Linked DNA regions of Homo sapiens: all the other regions are linked to region 1. A link is a loop called in an ENCODE intact Hi-C map of the cell type or tissue named here. Cell type or tissue: PC-3. All regions are shown on one strand. Region 1 overlaps SPOCK1 (SPARC (osteonectin), cwcv and kazal like domains proteoglycan 1). Region 2 overlaps SPOCK1 (SPARC (osteonectin), cwcv and kazal like domains proteoglycan 1). Region 3 has its middle 67 kb from the start of CTB-1I21.1. Region 4 overlaps SPOCK1 (SPARC (osteonectin), cwcv and kazal like domains proteoglycan 1). Region 5 overlaps SPOCK1 (SPARC (osteonectin), cwcv and kazal like domains proteoglycan 1).

What was found. Hi-C counts contacts between places; a loop is a spot of excess contacts. Peaks named below come from ENCODE experiments on the same cell type or tissue, not always from the same donor. Only the 100,000 strongest peaks of a DNase experiment are listed, where the experiment ranks them.
Region 2: a loop joins it to region 1, with 3 times the contacts of the local background. A loop is called at or near these places in 4 of 110 quality-filtered maps.
Region 3: a loop joins it to region 1, with 6 times the contacts of the local background. A loop is called at or near these places in 42 of 110 quality-filtered maps.
Region 4: it touches region 1 in a loop (6-fold over the local background); 9 of 110 quality-filtered maps call a loop at or near these places.
Region 5: a loop joins it to region 1, with 4 times the contacts of the local background. A loop is called at or near these places in 2 of 110 quality-filtered maps.

What each region holds. Positions count from the first base shown.
Region 1 is chr5:137,218,717-137,223,716 of GRCh38, forward strand. The region is part of intron 3 of SPOCK1 (SPARC (osteonectin), cwcv and kazal like domains proteoglycan 1); the gene reads right to left. Among named protein-coding and RNA genes, the nearest start is that of SPOCK1, 280 kb to the right of the region's middle. RefSeq lists a silencer at 1,882-2,031. In PC-3, a CTCF peak has its summit at 1,905 (motif pointing left); DNase peaks (open chromatin) are centred at 375 and 1,965; H3K4me3 peaks cover 395 bases; H3K27ac peaks cover 1,711 bases.
Region 2 is chr5:137,090,535-137,095,534 of GRCh38, forward strand. The region is part of intron 5 of SPOCK1 (SPARC (osteonectin), cwcv and kazal like domains proteoglycan 1); the gene reads right to left. Among named protein-coding and RNA genes, the nearest start is that of CTB-1I21.1, 360 kb to the left of the region's middle. In PC-3, no CTCF peak of the experiment used is centred here; no DNase peak of the experiment used is centred here.
Region 3 is chr5:136,799,633-136,804,632 of GRCh38, forward strand. No RefSeq gene overlaps it. Among named protein-coding and RNA genes, the nearest start is that of CTB-1I21.1, 67 kb to the left of the region's middle. In PC-3, CTCF peaks have their summits at 517 (motif pointing left) and 2,938 (motif pointing right); no DNase peak of the experiment used is centred here.
Region 4 is chr5:137,144,452-137,149,451 of GRCh38, forward strand. The region is part of intron 3 of SPOCK1 (SPARC (osteonectin), cwcv and kazal like domains proteoglycan 1); the gene reads right to left. Among named protein-coding and RNA genes, the nearest start is that of SPOCK1, 350 kb to the right of the region's middle. RefSeq lists an enhancer at 1,013-2,212. In PC-3, no CTCF peak of the experiment used is centred here; a DNase peak (open chromatin) is centred at 2,090; H3K27ac peaks cover 1,081 bases.
Region 5 is chr5:137,290,585-137,295,584 of GRCh38, forward strand. All of the region lies in intron 2 of SPOCK1 (SPARC (osteonectin), cwcv and kazal like domains proteoglycan 1), which reads right to left. Among named protein-coding and RNA genes, the nearest start is that of SPOCK1, 210 kb to the right of the region's middle. In PC-3, no CTCF peak of the experiment used is centred here; DNase peaks (open chromatin) are centred at 2,097 and 2,987; H3K4me3 peaks cover 469 bases; H3K27ac peaks cover 3,214 bases.

The DNA of each region.
Region 1 (5,000 bases):
TGAGTCCTATAGTAGCTAGTCAGATTCTTCCCCTACATTTAAGGTGTACAACAAGCACAGGTGGTCCCAAACCTGCCCAAGGAGGAGCTCCTTCTCATCAGACCACCATACCAGACAATACCACCAAAGGTAACTAGCTGCCAGGTACCTGGGCAGAGGCGGCATGGTGATATGAAAGAAAATCATCAACAAGGAAAAAAGCAGTGCCCAGGCTGGCTCCAAGCAGGCTGAAGTGGGACAGACAAAATGCAGGGTCCCCACCAAGGCACTCCTTTGTTGTAAGACCTGCAAGGGGGAACCTTAAGGAGGCATATGAGAAGAAACCTGTTTTATACAAAGCTCTCTTCCCTAGGATCTCACCTGGAATCTCTCCAAATAGATGACGGCTGCCAAATCTGCACACAGGAAATGCTAGCATCACCCTCTTAATTTGTCTAGTAGCCTTTTACACAAATACACTGTGTTCTTTGTGTGAACCTGAATTAATGATGCTAAGATGACAAAAATCACTCATTTAAAATTATTTGCAGAGTGGTAAGTAAGCAGGATTCTGGCAGTGGGTGTCAAAAGATCCTTTCATTAAATGTTAACTCTTCCTTGTGAGAGGTGGAGTTCAGTGGAGGCAGAGGGATTGGAAAAAGTAAGAGTATCCCAACACTTAGCAGGTCCTGCCCTGGGGAAAGCCAGACATCTCCGCTGCTAGAATGGGCCTAATGAGCCAGGAATTGGCATTGCTGCAAATATGTTTCTTTATAAAAGGGGATTCATTATTCCAGGACTCGCATTTCTGAATTCATGAAGGTAAAATTACAGCAATTAAGAATCATGCCTTTTTTTCTCCAAATGAATAGAAGCTCAAAATACCACCAAACAAAACTCCAGGTCAAATTTCATGAGAAAGTATACCTTATTGCCAGAAAACACACAGATGTGTGAAGAAACAATAACTGGCATAGTGCCTTTGCCCAATGTTCTAGAGCTCATCATGATCAAAGTATTCACTGAACATATGTCTGTCCAGGCTGTGTTGAGTGCTTAGGAAGCTGAGGTCTTGGCCCTGGCTGGGCCCCTAGTCTACTTCACTGAAGATAACCTAGGTGGCTATTTTTCCTGGAGAGACATGATGATTTTATAGGGCCTCCATGGTGTCTTTTAGAGCTGCTTTGCCTCCTTAGAGTGAGCAGGTCCTGAAGAAGTAATTAGAAAATGTGAACCTTTCTAGAGCCATGGCCTTCAGGATTCTCTTGATCTAGTCTCTAAGCCCTGGGCAACCCATCCAGTACTCCATCTGCCCCAGAAGTAGATTCTGAAAGAATAGCCCAGGGTATCTAGACACCATGCCCTCCATCTAGTGGGGGTCAGTTGCATCTCCTGACCCAGGAGGGTGGTGTTTCTAGATAGAGCAACAAGAACCCATGTTTCAGAGGGAGGAAGATGGGGAGCACAGAGACAGAGCAGTGCAGAACAAAATCAAATGACCTCAAAATCATGTCCTCCACATCCCATATTGACAACTCCTCATTTCCAAAAGCACCATTTTGGTTAAATCTGTGGAAAAAGAAAACAACCTTCTCTCATTTTGGGGGGCATGTACATAACTAATCCTTTCACTTGAGTCGCCCTGCCTGGCAGTGCCCCCCAGGATGCATTTTGAGTCACTCTCTATAGCACCTGGCTGTGAAGCCATGAATGGATCATCATTTTCTAAGTATTATCACACGCAAGGAACTGTACTTTACATGGATTTAGATTACTTAATCCTCAAAGAGCCCTGTGAGGTTGTTTGTATTTTACCCCACTTTATAGAGGAACAAACCACATCACATAGGATGTAATAATTTGGCCCACATCACCCAGGTCTGACTCCTGAGTCTAGTCTCCTAACCACTATGAACTCCACTGCCCTCTAGTGTAATTGTTGGGTTTCTCTAAACAGTGAGGACACTAAGGACAAGGACTGAGTCACAGTCATCTGTTTCGTCAGCACCTTAGATAGGAATCACTGCTCAGCAGGCACTGAGCAAATGGTCACTAAGAGGCTGTGTCAGCGAATAGGTAGGTGAGTGAGTGAATAAGTGAAGGTTGCTAGTCTCCATACTGAATCCTCAGCCTTTCTCGGGCACACACATGGTTCCAGAGCAGAAAATGTTAACATTCTAAAGAAAGTCTAGTGAAAAAGTCCCCCAACTTTTATTAAGATGTGTGACTTTATATCCATGTTTTCAAAGCATCTTTGCAATTATTCTTAGAATCACTCATTTAACACTCCAGCACAGTAAGCCAACAGCCACAGAAACGTGGCCAGCAGAAATATATCTGCTTAAATAGGTGTGTCTCACTTTGAGAAAAACTGGAATATAAAAACCCAAATATCTATGTAGAAACATAAATGGGGGAGGCATTCCAATTTTAAAAGGATTCACAAGTTTCCTCTAAATAGCCTGTTGCCTTGGAAATTTCCATTTTAAATGTCTGATTTTGGCACCTTCCAAAAATTCCATCTTTTAAATGTCTGTCCATCCTAAGGTAAATGACCAATGAGTTATAGTTACTAAGAAAAGCACATGGCTTCATGTTATAAAAGTCCAGGCCCATTTCAGAAACTGCCATGTGCATCCAGCTGCAAAAAAGCACTCGAAGAGACAGCACTCCTAACCCCCCTAAAATGAAAATTATTACAAGGCAATATATATGACACACAGAGGTCTTGTTTCAAGGAATCTGTCCCAACAAAGCAAATAAAAAATTCAACAGATCTATATGTTATGAGGGTGGTTGCCTCATCTCCGGGTGTCGAAAACAGCATGAAATTCCTAATAACCGAGACCTTTACACAACATCTTCGATGAGATATTTTCAGTTTCAGTCAATGACTGAGATGACAATAGATTCCAATTTTAGGAACTTAACTGTATTATTACAGCCATGAGGGTCCAAATATCAGAACCATTCATTATGATATGTGTTTAGACTGTAACTAAGTTCATTTTCTTGGCATGAATATTCATTATTTTTCTTTAATTGTTAAAATAAAAGTAAGTGTGAATGTCAATCTTCTCTTCCAAGAAAATTAGCATCTGAAATATTTCTGTGGAGAAACAAGGCAATAATGAAAATGATGAATGAATACTTCTCCTTCTGGGAATGTACACAACCAGTTATTCCTCCCACAGCATCTCAGGGAAGCAGCGCCCACCCTCCACAGGGCTCAGGCACTGGGTTTGTTTCTGTCTGATGAGAAAGCCTTGATCAGACTCCATCTGAAAAGGTCTTCCTGGTATCTGGCTTCTTTAACACACCAATTGTCATGCTTTTATTACTATTCCCATCACAGAGGACAGCATGAAGCCTCGAGTTTTCTTGTTTTATTTAAGGTACTCAAAACTCTGGCTTTTATCATGTCACATACATACGCCATCAGGAGAGAGGACAAAGCAGCTGCAGAGTATCAAGGGATCTAAAAACACACAGGCTGCCTGGGCAAATCCAGAGTACACTAAGAAGATCTGTTTAAGTGCTTCTATTTGATTCCCGCCCCCACTTCAGAGTAGGTGGGGGGAACCTCTCTTTGGGTAAGGCCAAGCAAAATACTCTCAGGGGCTCTGTCACCAAACAGTTCAGTTTCAGTATCAGAGCTTAAGTGGGAACAAAGGCTAACACCAGTAGCTAATAAGAGCATTTAGTAAATTTGTACATTTGCTTTCTGTGTATACATAGATCATCAGGGATAATTATCTATAGGTTTAAATAAGACCCTCAATTAAAGCATTACCTCTCCTGGATAATCAGACTCTTAAAAGAAGAGCACAGATTTAATACAACTATAAGAGGGAGACCCCCTTCACATATCTGTCAAGTGGTTAGCCAACATTTGTTTGGCCTCTACTGAAAAAGAAAAAAAGACAATGAAATTCTAAAAACAGGTGCTTGAAAACAGCAAGCACATCATTTATGTGTGGGTTTAATCACTTTCATGAAGACAGACATCCTAGGTAAGTCAAATTCATTCAACACAAATTAATTGAGCACCTACTGTGCTCCATGTACTCCTTTTGACACTAGGTCTGGAATGTGCTTTCTCAAAGGGGGCCACACTGTCCCTCAAGGGAGTGAAAACTGGTTTTTGAGGGATGAAAACAAAATCTTACACTTCTTTTTACATATAAAGCACAGATAGACAAATAGCATCTAAACAGATACACAGTATATTGGTGGCTTTAAATTTCAGAAAGGGGAGAGGCAATTAGGAAAAAAAAATTTAAGTCTTCTTAGGGAAGTGATAATGAAAAAAACTGTTGAGACACGCTGATCTAGAATGGCAAAACTCCCTACTCTTACGGAGCTAATAGTCTACCAGTGACATACAGATGATAAACAAGTATCCATGCTATGGCAAAAATAAAGCAGGGAAAGGAGATAACAACTGGGCAGGAAGAGACTGAGGATGGAGACAGGAACAGACCACCATTTCCATCAATTAATTTGTCACTTTTCTCCCAATCATGATATGAGAAAAATGAACTTTTGATGACAAATTAAAGGGGTAGCCCCTATAATCCAAGGCAGCCCTGTACATAATGTGCTATAACATGAAAAAAAAAAAAAGTAAAAAGCATGACAATGAAACAACAGGTGTAGCTATGGGGGATTGTCTGTTCTCTACGTATTAAAAACAGCATGAAATTCCTAATAACTCAGCTTTTGAAATATCATCTTAGATGACACATTTTCAGCACTTCATTTGTGCCCTTTATTTTCCTCTTTCCTCACAATTGACTACGTAGTTGGCTGTCTTAATTCCAGGGACCATCCATCTGAGACTAATGATTCACCATTTGGGGCCTGCTTAATGACTCCCAATGTTATCTCCACATTTGTGAGACCCAGGTTTCAACACATATTTTCAACAATGAGATGAAATTATTCTCATTTTATCACATGTTGATAAAATAATGAGCAAAAACATGTTCTAAATGTTCAAAAAATTGCTCAAACATGTA
Region 2 (5,000 bases), 130 kb before region 1:
TTGAGGACAAGGCTATGTCCAGCCATCTCCACACCCCTCACCTCACAGCCAGGCATGGGGACCCAGCAGGCACCTTTGCTGGCTGAAGTTAATGGAAGGGCAGAATTCGGTCGAGCTTGATTGTGATGTAAAGTTGTATCCCTGAAGTATGAAATACCTCTCAAATATCCCACAATCCCAAGCTTCAGGAGGAAAAAGGGTCATGGCACAAACAGAATGGGCAGATTCTGTAAAAGGAAAATCTCTTTGTTCCCCTGGGTTTTTCAAGCAAGGGGCTTTGACAAGATACAACTTGATTCTCCTGAGACGCTCAGGCACCTGCAGTCATGAAGTGTTTTCTCTTTCTTTCAGTATTCTCTGGCTCAGTTTCAAATTCCAGTCTAAAGCCCTCTCCTCCCCACCCCCATCTCTTTACATACTAATTCAGCCATGGAACTGAGCCAGGACCCAGGAAAAAAAGGTAGCACAAGAGAAATGAAAATGGGGCCACAGGATCCTCTGTGTTCAATGGCCAGGAGGCAAAGGGGAGCTGAGGAGGATGAAGACACGAGCATAGGAGAGTTGGCTAAAGAGGGTGCAAAGATGTGTGTCACAAATCAGCCAGTTTCTGCACAAGCATGGGGACTCTGCTTTCAATCTGGGCAGCCAGTAGGTCATTTCTCCTATCCTCCCAAGGACTATCTCTTCCCTGCTCCATCCCACCCTTCCACCAACATTTACTGAGCACCTACTAGCTGCTAAGCACAGTAGTAGGTGCTGTGAATATAAAGTAAAGGCTCTAGCAAAACACACCCAAGCCAGGATAAGAAGACAACCCCAAGGGTTATGCTAGCCAAATAAAACCCTCGCTGTAGATGAAGCTGAGACACTATCCTTCATCATGATATCAATGCCAGGCAGCATTCCCTGGGATGTATTTGGAGAAGGCCTGTGTTCATGTCTACTGAGAGTGGTGCCCACTGGCAGCCTTTACATTTATGTTTTGGTTTCTAGGTAAGGACAAATAAAAATAACAGTTCCCTTGACAGCCACATTTAATTTAATTGCCACTCCCCTTGGCTCTCAGGCTCTCAGAGCCTCCCACAGCTTCAGCAGTTCAAATTTCCTCACTGTCAGTCTGTTGGAGGATCACAGACTGGCCCTCCCCTTCAAACAGAGAGCGCCTCCAGGCAGGGGAGCTTGAATTATTCATCTCAGGCATTCCCAGAGCTGGGCACAAAGCCTGGAACCAAGGTACACAGAGGACACTGGATGGTGAATTGAAGTTTATTAGCCCCTCTTTCCAGGACTGAAAACTCTTTGCATATGGGAGCTCATCTGCTCTTACAGATTCTTTATAATATTTACTCATGAAGCTATTTCATCCACCAAGACTAGAAAGAATCCCCAAAGTGCTCAATTATGTCAGTTCCTTATAAACACGATAAACTCACATTTCCATTATTTTCCCGTCAAGTCCCTCAGTGGGCGACAGAGACCTTCCTGATCTGGCCCCTGCTCACCTCTCCAGCCCTATCTACCCCCATACTCCCTGCCACTCCATCCACCTTCCAATACCCAAGTGTCCATTAAGTAATTTCTCTGTGTCAGGCATTGTACAAGATTCTGAGGATAAAGCAGTAAGCCACAAACAAACATGGTTTGTATTCCATGTTCATAGTTTACTGGAGTATACAGACATTAAATAATCTTACAAATACAAAATTAATCTATAACTATGGCAAATGCTAAGAAAAAAAAGATACATGGTGCTGTTGAGATGTGTAACGAGAGGCCCTGAGCTGGTTCGCCCTCAGGGAAGGCATTCCTGAGGAAGCGACCGAGGGGCTGAGATTTACAGGAGGAAGAGTGTGCCACAAGTGTGTGAAGGGGAGGGCAGGGTGTCCAAGGCTGGCCCCACTTGGCGCTTCTGCCAGAGGCCCTTCTTGACACTTCTCTTATGTAACTCTGTCATTACCTCCTCAAGAGGCCCTCCCTGATACCCAGGTGAGGTCAGACGTTCTCTTACTGTGTGCCCACCTGATACACACCCACTTTTCTCAAACCATTCAATACATCTCCCCTTCTGAACTGGGAATTCCATGAGGACAGAGACGTTGCCTAGTACATTTTTGTATATCCTGTGCCTAGAGAGGAACAAGCACCCAGTCCTTTCCTGATGAATAGGAGAAAAGATCAATCGATGAATGGATGGATGGATGAGCACAGTGCCTCTTTCCAGCACTCACACTTGCACACATCAGTGTTTGGGCAACTGTAGTAGTCCATTTGCTGTTGCTGAAACTGGGTAATTTATAAAGGAAAGGAATTTACTTCTCACAGTCACGGAGGCTGAGAAGTCCTGGGTTGAGGGGGCTTATCTGCTGTGAGCCTTTTTGCCGGTGGGGGCTCTGTCTAGGGTATCGCATGGCCAAGGGCCTGAGCACATTAATGGGTCAGCTCAAGTCTCTCTTCCTCTTCTTATAAAGCCACTAGTTCCCCTCCCATGATGACTCATTAATCCATTAACCCATTAAAACATTAACCCATTAAAATATTCATTAGGGCAGAGTCTTGATGATCCAGTCACCTCTTAAAGGCCCCACCTCTCAATATCTGCCACATTGGGGATTAAGTTTCAATATGTGTTTTAGAGGGGACATTCAAATCATAGCAGCAGTTATCAGGATTTCTGTATTAACCATCATGATCCTGTGCTCTCTTTGTCTCCCTGAGATCCTGAAAGAGCAATTAGAAGAGGCTAGCATCCTCACTGGGGGCTGAAGAAGGGCAGGGTCTCTCTCAGCCCTGGAGAGATTCTGGACTAAAATAAATCCAATGGTCCATCCAGCAGCTTTCCTGGCACATTATGAGAACTATAGCACTTTAATCATTTAATTTTTTATTCACAGTGTTTACTGAGAATCTACCATATGCTAGGCCCCATTCTAGAAATTCAGACGGAAATAAGATAGACATGGACTCTGCCTTTATGGAGCATACAGTCTTGAGTAGCAAGTGAAATAAGAGATTTCAGATGCAGGTAATTGGTATGAAGAAAGCAGAGCAATAGGCCAGAAAGTAATGAGGGGAAGACAGCTCTGTTGTGTGGTGGTCAGAGAGGGTCTCTCTGAGGAGATAACCTTCCAGCTAAGATGGGGATGCGGAGAAGGAGCCAGTCCCATGACAGTCTAGGGAAACAGCATGCAGGCAGAGGGAACGGGATGTTCAAAACGCTGATATGAAACGAGCTCAGCACATTGGAAGCAGAAAAGCCACCCAAGTGACTGGAGCAGAGTCATGATGAGAAAAACATGGTAAGACAGAGGTCAGATCATAGAGAACCTGGGGGAGCAGGGTGAGGACACCACTTGTAAGTGAGGGGAAAGGAATAGGCTGTTTCAATGATCACTCAGCTGCTCTGTGAAGAACAGACTACAGGCAAACACTGATGGAAACAGAGACCAGTAATGAGACCATGCAATGTCCCTGGGGCTCTCACCAGTGTTTAAGGAGTAGCAATGGGGATAAGTGGCCAAAATCAGGATATAGTTTAGAGTGAAGAAGACAAGGCTTGCTAAGGATTGGTTGAACAAAATGAGAGAAAATCAACAAAGATGACTCCAGAGATTTGGCCTGAGTCACTGGGCACAGAATAGAGTCATTAGCAGATTGGGGGAAACACTGGGGCCCAAGGAAAATCAGGAGCTCTGTTTTGGACACATTGAATGTGAGATGCCAACCAGACATCAGGGTGGATGGTTCAAGTAGGCCACTCAAAAGCTACTCTACATATGCACCATGCTATTCCTATTCACCACTATTAAACCAGGAGAGTTTAGTACTTCATAAAATTCAAGTACAGGCAAACTTCAGAAGTATTGTGGGTTCATTCCCAGACAACCACAATAAAGCAAATATTACAATAAAGTGAGTTACTCAAATTTTTTGGCTTCCTGGTACATATAAAAGTTATGTTTATACTATAGTATAGTCTATTAAGGATGCAATAGCACTAGGTCTAAAAATAATGTACATGCCTTGATTTAAAAATATTTTACTACTAAAAAATGCTAACCATCACCTGAGCCTTCAGAAAGTCATGACCTTTTTGCTGGTGGAGGGTCTTGCCCTGATATTGATGACTGCTGACTGATAAGGGTGGTGGCTGCTGAAGATTAAGGTGGCTGTAATTCCTGAAAATAAGACAATAAAGTTTGCTGAATTGATGGACTCTTCCTTTCACAAAAATTTCTCAGTAGCAATGTGATGCTACTTGATAGCATTTTAATTTCCTCCAATAACTTTTCATTTGCACTTACAACTTGGCTTGGCACAAGAGGCCTGGCTTTGGCCTATCTCATCTTTCAATATGCCTTTGTCGCTAAGCACGATCATTTCTAACTTTTGATTTAAAGTGACAGACATGTCACTCTTCCTTTCGCCTGAACACTTAGAGGCCACTACAGTGTTATTAATTAGCTTAATTTCAATATTGTTGTGTCATAAGGAACAGGGATGCCCATGGAGAGGGAGAGAGACAAGGGAACGGCTGGTTAGTGGAGCAGTCAGAACACATACCAGATTTATCAATTAATTTCATCATCTTATGTTGGAGTGGTTTATGATGCCCCAGAACAATTTCAATAACAACATAAAAAATCAGTGATCCCAGATCACCATAACAAATATAATAATAATTTGTAAAGTTTGAAATATTGCAAGAATTACCAAAATGTGACACAGGGACATGAAGTGAGCACCCATTGTTGAAAAATTGGTACCAACAGACTTGTTTAATGTGGGTCTGCCACAAACCTCCAATTTGTAAAAAAAACCTTAGTATCTGCAAAGCACAATAAAAGAACATTCATTAAAATGACGTATGCCTTTATTAACCAAAGACCAAAACTGTTTGGGCTCAGCTAAGTCTAGGTTCAGATTCTATTTCTGTCATTGATGGTTGTGTTATCTTAGGCAAGGAACAACCTTTTTGTGAGTGTTGGTTACCTCTTCTGTAA
Region 3 (5,000 bases), 420 kb before region 1:
AAAACCTCAAACTATAAATTCCTAGAAGAAAACCCAGGAAAAACTATTCTGGACACTGGCTTAAGCAAATAATTTATTATTAGGACCTCAAATTCAATTTTAGGGTAACTTCATTTACTTGGTTTTTTTTCCTTTTAGACTTCCTTTTTAAATGAACTGTAAAGGTAATATTTATTATAGAGATAGTTAGTAATGACAAAGAAGTACAACAGCACAGAAAATACGGATAATCCTAATGCCAGAAATGGTGAGGCAAAGAATTTTGTCATTTTTGGTCATAATTTGGTCAAGGTTTTTTTTTCTTCTATGATTTTTTTCTTCATTTTGAAATGTATTACTCACAGTCCCAGCAAAAGTACAGGATATACTTAAGTTGAGTAACTTGAAGAGAATTTAGTAAACTTACTATTTATAAGAGAGTGGATGGAATATAAGGAAACCACAAGAGATAGTGCAGCACCTAGGGTTTGGTATTAGTGGGGATGACATTGCCACCTGGAGCTTGAGTGGGAGAAGACAATGGTCAGAACCCAAAACAGAGAGAACTGTGTAGGGACCACCTCCTGACAGCAAGAGGAGGTAGTGCAACATCACTGGGAGGAGAATACATGCCTCAGCCTCACTCTTCCCCTTCCCTACCAGTGGCTTCCTCTGGCCAAATACATCAGAAACCAGCAATCAAGGCTGCAGCCCATTTATGCAGCCTACACCCCTGGGCATAGGACAGGGTCAGGGAGTGTAAAGAGTCCAACTAGAGGGGCAAACAGAAGATATCCAGCCCAAACTGCCCAAACACACTTTGCTTTCATTGTATGATATTCGAACATTAAAGATAAAGCAACCTCTCCCCTACAAAGAGGTAAGCATTGTTTTACGTTTAGTGTATGTCTTCCAGACATTTTCCTAGTTTGTTACCTGTATAATATATGTCCTCATAATAGGTGCAATTTTGTTCTGCCTGTGTGGGCATGTGTTTTGTAAACAGTGTGATACAATACGTATTGTTAAAGAACTTGCTTTTTTACTCAACAATTTGTCTTGGACTCTTTTCACATCAGCATGTAGAGACCTGACATTATTTTAATCCCCTGTGTGGCATTCCACAGTGTGGTTGATAGGAGGGCTGTTCTCCAATGTCCTAGTTCTCTCTCTCTCTCTCTCTCTCTCTCTCTCTCTCTCTCTCTCTGGGCACATAGTAGGATGGGAGCATCCCACTCTACTAAACTCAGGTTGCCAGTATGATTGCCTTTGGTCAAGGAGATATAAACCCATGTCCCATATGTCACTCCCAGGCAAAAGCTTTAAGAGCTGACACATGCTTCATCTTTCTCTTTTCACTTGCTGTTGAGACTAGTGGTGTTCTCGACCAGCACTGCCTAGTAAAAAATATAATCTAAGCTGTTATCTAATTTTAAATATTCCGTAAGTCACATTTAAAAAAAGTTAAACACAGGCAAAATTAATTTTAATAATGTATTTCATTTACCCAGTATACCCAAACTATTATCATTTCAACATGCAATCAACACGAAAAACTATTAAATAAATATTTTACACTTTTATACTCAGCCTTTAAAATCCGGTATATAACTTACACTTACAGTGTTTATCAATTCAGACTAGACACATTTCAAGGGCTCAATAGCTCCATGTGGCTAGTAGCTACCATGTGGGACAGTGCAGTTCTGTCTGCATCTTAAGGATGATGGAGCTGAGCCCCAGCTGAAATGTGTTGAGTTACTTTTACTCACACTACAGTGTGAGAAATTTTTTATTGCTTTTTTTAAGGCATCGTGACTTGGATGTTGTTTGCTCCCACAGAATCACCTGATCTGTCCAAACACACATATCGTAATTCATTTAATCATTTCAATATGGGTGGACAAGCAAGTTGTTTCCAATTTTTCACTGTTATAACAAGATGTTGGTGAATATCTTTATGCACATTTTTGTGCTCAGATGGAACTTTTTATATCATAGGCATTTATATATTTTTTTACTTTAACAAATTTAAAAGGCTGTCCAACGTGTTTCAAATTTTCACTTCTATTAGAAATATGTGAAAGTACCCATTTTCCCCATATCCTTACCATTACCTGATATCATCTAATTTTTTATTTCAAATACTTTTTCTATTTGTTTTTATTTACATCTCTTATAGTTGATATAATATACAGCCCATTCTTCTAACATCGTATTTTTATATAATTAAAATTTTCTTGAAACTTTGTTTTTAAATGGCAGCATCAACATGTGGCATAGATATAGCAAGTCAATTTAACCATTTCCCTAGTTTCTTGGATATTCACATTGAGATTACTTCCAAACTTTATTATACATATCACCATAATGAACATCTTTTGTGCAAACAACATTTTATACATTTCACTTAATTTTCCTATGATAAGTTCTAAAAGTGTAGTTACTGGCTTGAAAGGCCCATACACATTTATAGTTCTTGGTATTTGCTAGCAGATTCTTTTTTCTTGCTAGAAAATTTGTATCGATTACAGTCCTTTAGGGAAATTTCAGGTTTTTATATGACATAAATTGAACATTTGCCATTTACAGATGCTTTTAGATACATTCTTGCATCTAATGCTTACAAGGGTTCCATAAGGTGAGCAAAAGGAAAATGACCTGCCAGGGTCACAGCGTAGGTGAGAAGCAATGCTGACATTTGAACTCAGCTTCAGACAACAAATTCAGGTTTGTTTGTTTGTTTTGCTGAATACTTCAATTGCTTCCTTAACATTGACCATGGAAAAATAGGCTTCTTCTTGATCCCCATTTCAGCCACAACTTGTGGCCCCAAGTAACTCATTAGTTTGGGTCTTCAAGGAGAGAGAACTAATATTACCAATGGCTTATTTCTGTAAAAATCCTCCTCCGTGCTTGAAAATAGGAATGTCACTCTATAATTTCAAGATGCCAGGTGAGGGCACTGCTGGCCCATAATTTGTTTCAGAAACAAAACAGAAATGGTCTCAAGAGGAGGCTAACAATTTTTTATATGGTTTCCCTCAGAGAGACACCTTCCACTGAAGGAATATTAAACTGGTGTCTGGCATAGAGAACTGTTTTCCAGTGGGACTCACTGGGGTTCTCTATTTGGCGGATTTATCCACACAGACCAACTTGTTTCAAAATGAAAAGGGAGCCATAATAAAGTAAGATGTTAAGCTGTTTTAGGTGGAAACCACTGCAGATATTTTCTAGTATAGTTCTCACTACTGCAGACAACAATAAAATGCAAATGGGGAAATAGAGCGAAATGCAAAATTTCCTTTTAGAGTTTAATAGAGTTGAGCCTATCAGAAAAGATTAGAAACAACTTCTCAACATTTTTACATTTTGTTCTTTGGATGATGTTGATATATTATAGTTTTAGCTGAAAGGAGAATGTTTGTGTTCTCTGAAGTCATCTATCCCTTGTTGTGATCTGAGCTTCTTTCTTGTCTGGACCATGGCCATAGTGTTCTGATCAGGGTTCCTTCCCCCATTGTCACATCTCCATACCCAACTCACCCTCACTCTGCATACTACATTCTGTATGAACTTTCTAAGGTAAAAGTTGGATCCTTTCACATCCCTTCTCAAAGCTCACCAGTGGTTCACCACCCTCTAGAAGATAAAAGCCTTCACATACCTTATACTACCTTCAAAATGAAGCTTCTACCCACTTTCCAGCTTCATATTATGCCATGCTTCCTGCATCCCCTCGTAATACTGTGCTCCAGTCACACTGAACTTCTTGCCTTCTGCTGTGGTCTGAATATGTCCCCACAAATTCACATGTAGGAAAATTAATCCCCAATGCAACAGTGTTGGGAGGTGGGACCTAATTGGTGGTGTTTAGATATGAGGGCAGAGCCCTCATGAATAATTAATGCCACCATAAGAAGCTCTTAAAGAAGTAAATTCACTCTCTTTTGATCTTCTGCTATGTGAGAACGCAATGTTCCTCCCCTTCAGCAGACACGGCAACAAGGTATGAGTTTGGTGCAAAAGTAATTGTGGTTTTTGTCCTTTCTTCCAATGGCAAAAACTGCAATCACTTTTGCAGCAACCTAATACCATCTTGGAACCAGAGACTGAACCTGCCAATGGCATGATCTTGGACTTCCTAGTCTCTAGAATTGTAAGAAATATACTTCTGTCATTTATAAAATATCCAGTCTCAAATATTCTGCTATAGCAGCACAAAATGAACTAAGATGCCTTCCCCCAAATGTGCTCTGCTCTTTAATATCACCAAAGTTTTATACCTACTCTTTTTTCTGCATAAGAGTTTATTCATTATTTTACTCAACCTACCAATCCCTCTCACTCTTTAAAACCCAGCTAGCAGGTCACCTTTCTAGGATATTTTTTCCCAAATCTCCAGATATAATCACTTGTATCAGTCAAGGTTCTCCAAAGAAACAGAACCAATAGGACACACACACACACACACACACGCACACACACATGCACACACACAGATACAGATAATAGATATCAATATGTGAGAGGGGGCCAGATGCCATGGCTCACTCTGTAATTCCAGCAGTTTAGGAGGCCGAGGTGGGTTGGATCACTTGAGCTCAGGAGTTTGAGACCAGCATGGGCAACATGGCAAAACCCCATATTTACAAAAACATGCAAAAATTAGGCAGGCATGGTGGCATGTGCCCATAGTCCCAGCTACTTGGGAGGCTGAGGTGGGAGGATCACTTGAACCTGATCCTGTGGAGGTTACAGTAAGCCAAGATGGCACCACTGCACTCCAGCCTAGGCAACAGAGCCAGACCATGTCTCAAAAATTTATATCTATCTATCTATCTATCTATCTATCTATCTATCTATCTATCTATGGGTATTTATTATGGGAATTGGCTTACATAATTTTGGAGGCTAAGCAGTCCCACAGTTTTTGATCTGCAAGCTGGAAAATCAGGGAAGCCAGCAGCCTGGCTCAGTCCAAGTCTGAAGGCCGAAGAACTGGGAGAGCTGAATGT
Region 4 (5,000 bases), 74 kb before region 1:
TACTTCAAACATGTATGCAAATTATTTAGAGTAAATGAACTTCACAGAGCAACAAAACAGTAACAAATCAAGCTGTCAGCATTTGTTTAATCACCTCGCCGCATTTTGTTTTTGAGAAACAGCAACACTGGGATTGAAAGGGGATGAGGAGTGTGTCATTTCCATTTAAACTCAGGCCTCCCAAATACGTTTTACCTAGCAGCCTCAAGGCTCAGGGTGATGGATGCTCCTGAAAGGCACCCAGCACCAGTACTGGAAAGGACTGTGGCTGCACTTTGAAAAGGGAAGGATAAGAGATCCGAATAATAAGTGGCATTTGAGAGGCCTTTTAATAAGTAGGGGAAACTGTAGGTGAGAAGGTAGGAGAGGCAGCTGAGCGTGACAGCCCTGAGCAGAGTTCAAAGTTTCCTTGTCATGGTGCTATTGATTTCCTGGGGACTTGCTCCAAGTTTCAATCTCTCTCCGCATACAAGGAGTGAGAGGATGCAGACATCCCCAGAGGATGACAAAGCCCTGTGTCTTCTCTACCTCTTCTATCACCAAACCTGCAGGACTCCTGTGGACCCAAACAGGACAGCATCCCTAGCACAGAGCAGGCGCCCACCAAAGGTTAATTTTATCTTTCCCACCTATATGCAGAACTATTCAAGAGTCAACTGGCACCCAGCACAAATCCAATTATTTTTTTCAAAATGACTTTTTACAGAAACCTTTCTCAAGGAACAAACCAAGAATGAATTAATTTAAAGAGATTTGTTAAGCTGTAAAGCATTGAATTCAAAAGCCAGTTAATTACTGGTTCCATGTAACTTTTTTTGATTAATTTTATTTTTAAGCTCACTACTTGGTCTCAATTAAGGTGGTGATATTTTAATTATCTTAATTGTTTCTGAACTTGTTTTTCAGTTCAACGAGTTATTTTTTAATTAGCTACATTGATTTTAAAATCCTGAATCAAGCCTTTGCACTCTTCTTGAGCACATCCTATAGGCTAATTGGCAAAGGGTCATGACACCTAGCACAGCAGAGCTTGATACCACCTCAGAGATGCTCAGATGAGAAGAAGGTTCCATTTTGTGGGGTGGCCCAAAGGGTTCCTCACCTGGGGGAAATCACACACATTTGTGTTTATTCAATTAATATTTACAGAGTATCATTCAGCGTGAAGAATCTTTCTGCAGGCTAAAGGTGAATACAAAGAGGTGAGCAAAAAGATGTTCTTCCAGCTCTCCAGGGGTTCACCGTTGAACATAGGAGACAGGTGAGACAGGTAAGGTACCTAATTCAGCCTTTCAGGGGGTCAGGTGAGACTTCCTGGACAGACTGACATCTATGGAAAAGTAGGTTTAAACCAGATAATAGGATGAGGAAGAACACTCCAGATAACAGGAAGTTGTCTTTCCAGGGGTAAGAAAGTTTGTGGCAGGCTTAAGGAATTCAAGTGTTTCATGAGGCTGGCAGCAGTTGGAGCAAGCCGGTGAGTAAAAAGGCTGGAGAAGAGGCTGAGCCTGGTCCTGAAGGGCCTTGGAGCCACAGGGACCATGCTGGGGAGCCAGGGCCTTTGAGTTCCACAGTGCCTTCAACCCAGCATGCAAGAACCTGTGACCAGACTAAAGTCGGGGGAGAGGGGCAGGAAGAGGGAACCCTAAATATGCATTTTATGTAGAAAGTGGCACTTAGTAAGAACAGACACACTACATATATTCTCGTCCGCCAAATGACAGAGGACATCAGGGCTGAAAGGCCCAGTGGTCAACTCTTAGAACCCCTTTTCTCCTGCCAGGAACCTCCTTCCTCCCTCTCCCCAGGAACACCAAGCCACACAGGATTCCGGGAGGCACAAGATACCTGTTGAGACCAGTAAGCAAAAGATTAATCTAAAACAGCAGCTTGAACTCCTGGCCCACTCTGGTGAGTTCCAGAATCTTCCTCAGGCCAGAGGCCACTCGATTTGCAAAAAGTCCACCAGTTAAAGATGCCTTGTTGTCTCGCTGTTGCTTTTAAGACTGCTCTCTGCCTGAGTCATGCGATCCCAAGGTTCACGTGAAGAGCAGACACTCCCAGTGATTCATTAGGAGTGACTTAATGGACGACTGACAAAGAAATTACACCAAACTGTGAAAACCTCGTCAAGCTATGAGCAGGAACATTTATTGCAGCTTGTCTGTCCCCATGGTAACCCGTGCATGCATCTTGCCTCCCTTGTCTCCAGAGAGGCTTGTTCACCAGCTGACGACAGAGCCTCTCAGAATATAAAATAGAAGATTCTGCCCATAGGATTTTTGCTGTAACCAGAGAAGAATGGCAGCTTGGAAAGCCTCCTCACAATTCTTTCCTTTCATATTCAAGGGGCTGGCCAAGTTCTCCGAGGCCAAACAAAGGGCCTATTAGACATGTGCCTGGATAGGGCAGAGAGCAGAGTGGCATAAAGGTTGGACTCATGCATTTAAGGATTGGGGAATTGGTGGGGAGGGACACAGGACAGACAGAGACAAAGAGGCAGAGGAGAGAAAGATGAGTCTGACCAAAGATAGCCCTCCTGGGAAGAGACCTTTTCTTTCCCCTTTAAACTGAGGTCCTGGGGACTTCTTTCTGTGTCAAAGATAAAAGCATCTTCTCTGTTACATTATTTGTGTATGTGTGTGTGTGAGGTGGGGGAGAGGGTTATAAATTGATAACAGCCTTTTTTGGGGGTCAATTTTTTGGTTGTGCCCTTAAATGATAACAATTGTTAAATGTAGGTAGATGGGTGTATAGCAGTTTATAGTATCCTCTCAACATTTTGGTATACATAAAAATTATAACAAGAGAAAAGGGAAAAAAGAAACATCCTATGACCCAGCAAGTGAACATATTAGGCAAAAATGTTCATCTTAATAATCTGTAATAAGGGAAAATTATAACACTTTGAATGTCCATCTGTGTTAGTCTGCTCGGGCAGCCATAATGAAAGTACCACAGACTGGTGGCTTAAACAACAGAAATTTATTTTCTCACAGTGCTGGGGACTAGAAGTCTGAGATCAGGGTGCCAGTAAGGTGAGGTTCTAGGAGGGCCCTCTTCCTGGCTTGCAGCCAGCCAGCTTTTTGCTACGTCCTTACATGGTCTTTCCTCGATGCAAGCACTTGGAGAGACAGAGAGCCAGCCCTCTCTCGTGTCTCTTCTTATAGGACACTTATCCTATCAGCTCAGGGCTCCACTCTTTGGACCTCTTTTAACCTTAATTACTTTCTTAGAGGCCCCCTCTCCAAATACAGACATCCTAGGAATTGGAGCTTCAACGTGGGAATTTGAGGGGGATAAAAACATTCAATCCAGAACACCAACTGTAGGGAAATGGTTTAGTTAATAACATAATACATTTTTTAAACATCATGCAACTATTTTACAGAAACTAGTAGATCTATATTTGGTAACATAGGTAGATATTTATGATAAATTAAGTGAAAAGGCAAGTTGAAGATGAGAAAACCAATTTGAAACGGTAAAGTAACTTCCCAGCACCATAAAGCCTTAATGGCAAAGCCAGTACTCAGAACCAGACCTGCCTTCTTCCAAAAGAAGCGCCTTTCCCTTCCCTACCCTTCCTCTCCGGACAGCCACAGCCTCTGCCCCACTCACAGACCAGGGCCCTCAGTTTCTCCTGATTGCCCTCTATCTCATATCCTGTCTGCAGCAAGGAGACAATGACAAGCCATGACCATGGCCAGGGTCCAGAGCAGGTGTCCAGCCCTGGGTGATCTTGGCATGTGTCTCTGAGATGAAGGAGTTAAGGACTACCCACTACTGAGAGTGTCTGGGAATTGCTTGGCCCCTCTGCTCACATGCAAAGCAAGACATTATGAGCAACCACTGATAAGCCCAACATGGTAATTTACATGTCCTGATCATTAGAAAAGAAGGCGTTAAGAGGGGTCTGCCAGAGCAGCTGTGGAAATGTGTGTCATAAAATCAACAACCACAAAATTTTATTAGCCTGGGCAGCCAAGCCTCCCTTCTCAAAGCTATCATCTCACATTTTCCCTGCTCCCCAGCTGCTCTGACAAGGACCCTCACTCAGCATTTCCATCAAGAAATTGATTTCCCTTTGAAAGTGTGATGGGAGTGGAAAGAGGAAGTAGAAGGAAAGGGGGAATTAAATAGAAAGGAAGGGGAGGGAGAACATTACATACTCTGTCACCCAATTAGGGGGCTGACATGGAGACAATGACAACGACCAACTATAGAATAATGTACTATTATCCTAATTCAACAATAAAGAAACTGATACAGAGATCAGATCATTCTTAATTTACCAACTGGTAACTGACAGAGAAATGTTAAGCCTGTTTGTGGTCACACAGCCAGTGAGCCTGGATTTTAATCTTGGCGAGTCTCACACCAAGGCTGATACTTGAAGCCACTAAGCCACTAATGAAAATAACTTCTGATGGGGATAAAGGTGATGATTAAAGTGTCAAGCAGCAATGTATCACACCCCTCTGTCCACCTTCCCCAAGATTCATGTTACCCAGAAGACCTCATAAAAAAAGACTTCCTGTGAAAAAAAAAGATTGAGCTATCAGAAATCAAAGCCAAATTGCTGGCTATCTTAATAAGCTTGTATTACTTTTATAATGAATACAAAAGTGCGAGCTGCTTTTAAAGGCAATGCTGCTGTCCTGTGAACTTAACTCCCTCTGACTTAAGAAACAATAGTGACCAGGTGAACTGACTGTGGTTCCTTCCGTGAGGGGTTTCTGTGAAGTGTGCGTATGTTCCACACTGCTAATGGGGAGATGCATGAAGCCCAGCGCAGCATGGGACAGGGCAGTGTAGGCAACAGGAGCTGAGAATGGCCTGGCCTCTAAGTAGAGAAAAAGATATCATCCACAGAGAAGTCTTCACCTTCTCATCCATCACAATGGCCAGAATTTATTAAAATGCTATAATAGTAAAGGTATTTGGGTTCTATTTCATTATAATTGACATAAATTATTCATAAGACATTTATGAACAAA
Region 5 (5,000 bases), 72 kb after region 1:
TACTTTGCACACATGCGTATCACATTTTAATAAAGGTTTGAGAAATAAGTGAAACAGAAACAGGCTATTCTGATGTCTTGATATGATTGACATGGGCCACTGCTTAGTTGTAAATAAAGAAATACTCTGAGCCAGAAAAAGGTATTTCCAGGGAAACCTTCATATGGCAGAACGGACAGGTTTCCTAATACCAGGTGAACTGCTGAAGGCGTACATCCCACAGTTAGGGAGAAGCGGGGCCCTTGTCTAGTCTCAACCCTGACAGGTCTGGAAAGCCAGAAAGGCACAAGGGAAGCCTAGTACTGGCACAAGTAGTAATTAACATATTGATCGCTTACTAAGTGCTGGTATCTTTCCAAGTGCATAAAACATCTCAATTGATGTAATCCTCATTACTCTCTCTTTTATTTTTCAAGTGAAGTAACTAAGCACAGAGGAATTTGGGGGTTGGCCTGAGGACACACAGCTGGTAAAAGCCAGAGCCTAGATTCACCTGGTAGTCTTGATCCAGAACCCACATGCTTAACAGCACAATTGACCACCTCCCTGAACTACCTGGTGATCTATAGAATAGGAAATCCATCCATCTGCCTCAGCAGAAGCATGCATGCCAGCCCAGAAAAGAGCAGACAGACACTGGAGGAGCAGAGCCACCAGGGATGGGCACCAACCACATGACAGGCAACAGGCTAAGCAAGCTCTCTGTCCCAAATTTGATTTAATTCTCACAACAGTCCTCTAATCTAGCTATGATTACTGGCCCTATTTGAAAGATGAAAAACGTGAGGCTCAAAAGAGTTAACTTTACACAGCCAGGGAGGGGCACAGGCAGGTTGCAAGTGTGTAATTCCTTCACCTGAAAGGTCAGTAAGATCTCCCAGGTCCTACAAACCAGAATCAGAACAGGCCCTGACATCATGGTGTTTCCATGGCAACTCCAGGAGGCCACCACAACTGAGGTCAGGTATGGGCAAAGGAGTTCACACCTATAAGACTGCTTTATATGTCCAGGCTAGAACCAAATGCAGCAAATAACGGAGCTCCCTTGAGCAAGGAGAGGGGTAAGCTGAGCTATGAGAACTCCATGCAAATGAAAGCTGATGGGAGGCTTGGACATGCCCTGCCTGGAGTGGTGGAGAGGACCTCTGTTTTATCTGTCCCACAGGCTTCCCCCTTCTTCCAAGCAAACCATTTACGTAAGGTCCAGGCATGGCTGACCACACCCCCAGCCAGGCTGGCCACTGTGAGCTCACACTCCTTGCCACAGCAATGCATCAAGGAATGGATGCATGACCTTCACAGCTTGGTAAAAACCCTTCCTGTTTGCATGTGGATGCCAGAGAGAAAGGGTTCTCTCTCCACATGGCCCTATTAGGAAGAGGCTGGCTTGGAACTGCCAGAGAAGATCTTCCCAGTCATGTGATAAAAGCATCTCTGAGAATAAATCCAATGTGCCAAAGGAGCTGCAGCCAAGAGAGAGGAGAAAGCGAGTGCAAGCCTGGATGCAGCCATGCCTGAAGTCCAACAAAGAACTTTCAAATTACAGGGAACAATAACTCGGCTTTGTATGTAAGCCAGCCTGAACTAAATTTCATTCATGTGTAACCATGAGAATCCTAACACAGTAGAGGTCTCTGGATGAGGGATGAGGAAGGAATATTTTCCAAAGCAAGAAACTGCAGACTAAAGGGGGTGAAGCTGAACAGTCTTAATTACCCCTGAGGAGAGTTTCGAATGGGAACTACCCTAAGCTAAACCCCTAAAAGTGTTGCTCAGCATCCAGAAAAGGAAGGAGCTTGGTTTCATAGGAAAACCCTATGCTGTCCATTCACTGGTGTAGTTAAAAAAAAAAAAAAAAAAAAAAAAAAAAAAAAAAAAAAAAAAAAAGTTGGAGGAGCCAGACCAAAATGCTGGGGCAGCTACCATGGGTGTGGATGTGATCTGAAAAGATGGAGTCACCCATCACCTTCCAGAGAAAACAATTGTTAGAACGAAGCCCTTCCCAGGACAGAACTAGTGCATAGCCAGCTAGTCTTCTGCACATGAATCTCTACAGCGTAATGCACTGACGCATCTTTAAGATTTTCCTTTGATTTTCATTCCATACAGGATTCAGCCACTGAGAAAGAACAAAATGGTATTTTACTACCTGTAGATACACATCCTAACTTTTAAATTCGTATATTCAGATAGGAAGGGAGTTGGCAATAAGAGGTAATTAAACCCATAAATCCACTGATTTATCACTGGACAAACACGAAACTGGCACCATGACAGTAAACTCTTTGCAGGCCACATTTCCCTCAGAGTCGCTGCTGCAAACACGGCGGAAAATCCTGATTTGGAGTAAGAAATAATTTCATTTTAATCTTGTTTATCTTCTTGTAATCTTGTTTATTACTAGGGTCACTAGTAATCCCCTGTGACCAGTACCCATCTGGCACATTCTTTTAAGAAAACTGTGGCCACTGCTGTTTCATTCAATTCTGCAGTTGGTTTGTTGAATTTTTTTTTTTTTTTTTTTTTTTTTTTTTTTTGATGCACATTGTAGGCCATTGGGTATTGGGCTTATTTCTTTAAATAAATCTAATAAACGAACACACAGCACCATTTATTTCAGGAATATTTTGAAAGCACAAATAAGACTTTGGCAGCTTTTATTAGAGCACATGAAATGCTGTCTCCAGGGGAGTTCACAGAGCCCAACAAATTAGTTTAATCTCAAGTGGACCATGATGAAGGAAAGTGATCCACCAAAGCAATATGCAATTAGTACTAATATTCTGCAATTCTGTAGCTTGCATCATCTGAGCATTTTAGGATGGACTACATGCTTTAATAAATTCTGACAATGCCCTCTAGAGCTTCAAATCTCAAACTTTAGCCTGCATCAGAATCACAGAGGAAGTGAAAAAAAAGAGGCAGATCCCTGGGACTTACCCACAGAAATTCTGATTCAGGAAACCTGTCATGGGGCTCTGAAATCCCACCTTGCCCCTCCCCAGTGTGAGTGTGCTCCTGGTATGAATCATGAATACTACCATAAAGAAAGGTAATACCACTTTCCCTATACACAGACAAGAGCTCGGAATAAGCAGAAGCTTGACACTTGCTGTAGGGCAGCGCCATCCAATAAAACTTTCAACGATGCACCGGGCGTGGTGGCTCACGCCTGTAATCCCAGCACTTTGGGAGGCCGAGGCGGGTGGATCATGAGGTCAGGAGATCGAGACCATCCTCGCTAACACGGTGAAACCCCGTCTCTACTAAAAATACAAAAAAATTAGCCGGGCGTGGTGGCATGCGCCTGTAGTCCCAGCTACTCGGGAGGCTGAGGCAGGAGAATGGCATGAACCCGGGAGGCGGAGCTTGCAGTGAGCCGAGATAGCACTGCACTCCAGCCTGGGTGACAGAGCGACACTCCATCTCAAAAAGTGGTGCTGGAAATGGTCCCTATTCTGCACTGCCCAAAACAGTAGCCACTGGGCTAATGACCTCTTGAAATATCACTAGTATGACTGAGGAATTGAGCATTTAATCTTATTTAATTTCAATGAATTTAAATTTAAATGGCCACATATGTCTTTTGGCTTCTTTATCGAACCATATGGTACTAGATGAAACAGCAGCATCTAAGAAAAAATAATTGAGAGTTAGCTGTACTAGATCATATTTATTTCCATCATGAGAAAAACTACAGCAATTTCCTATATTAATAGATACAGGCAAAATGGCTTGGATTGAGTACATACTGTGCATTATAAGTCTCTCAAAAACCCTGTATTAGTTACGTTTTATAGGTGAAGAGACTGAGATCCAAGAAGCTAAGTGATCTGCCCAAGGATGCAGGGCTGGCCAGGACACAGTCAAGAGTTGAACACAAGTCCTACAATTCCAACACCCATGCTGTCTCCATCACAACACACTGCCTCCATGTAGATGAGCTCAACTGAAAACACAAAGGCCAAGGCCGTGGAAGTTGTCACCTCCCTTATCTCAAACTGACATTTTCCATTATTTTCCACATATCAGCTGGCATTCCTACCCAGGGTTCTATACATAAATAAAGACAGCATCCCACAGAGAAGGGAAGATGTTCCAGGACCAGGATTTGACCCTATTGCTTCTCCTACTTTCCATCTCTCCCCTCTGGTTCACTCTGCTCCAGTCACTCTGATCTGCTGCTGCAGCAACGTTTCAGGCACATTCTTGCCTCAGGGCCTTTGCACTTGCTGTTTTCTTATCTGAAATATTTTTCCTTCAGATATCCACATAGCTTACTACCTCTTTCTTGAGATCTCTGCCCAGCTGCCCTTTACAAATGAATCCTTCCTTCACTAGCTATTAAAAGAAGACCAAACTCCTCTTTCCACCCCCATGATCTCCTACTTCTGGCACTGCCCTTCTCCCTTTATTTTTCTCTGTAGGATTCATCACTCATTTATTGCCTGTCTTCCTCTACTCCCTCTAGGACATCAGCTGCATGAGGGCAGGTATTTCATTCTGGTCACTGATGCATCCCAGCACTTGACCCACGGGAGATACTGCACAAATACCCTGAATAAATACCTAGATATACAACCAAAGTTCACCTGCATGGCTGCAATACAGCTGTTTTTTGTTCTTTATGCTTTTCTGTACTTCCCCAACATTCTACAATAAACTATGTCCCCTGCAGTCACAAATCGACATGCCTTTCACATAATGCTACTCAGTGGTCACTGTGTTGCTCTAAATGTCACTGCCTCCATGAAAGCTCACTTTATATCTACCCTACTTGCCACTGTTCCTCCTTAGAGCTCTACCACCAGCAGCACAGAGCTAATATTCCCTGGAAACAGAGATGAGCATGTCTATGTTTCATCAAAACTGTTGGATCGAAGAGCTCACCACAGGGCCAGCCAATGAACAATTCTCCACTTATTTCATTTAAGAAAAATACAACTTTATCACTTCTGACAATTTTACAATTGCAATGAAGGCTGAGAATTAAAGGACCC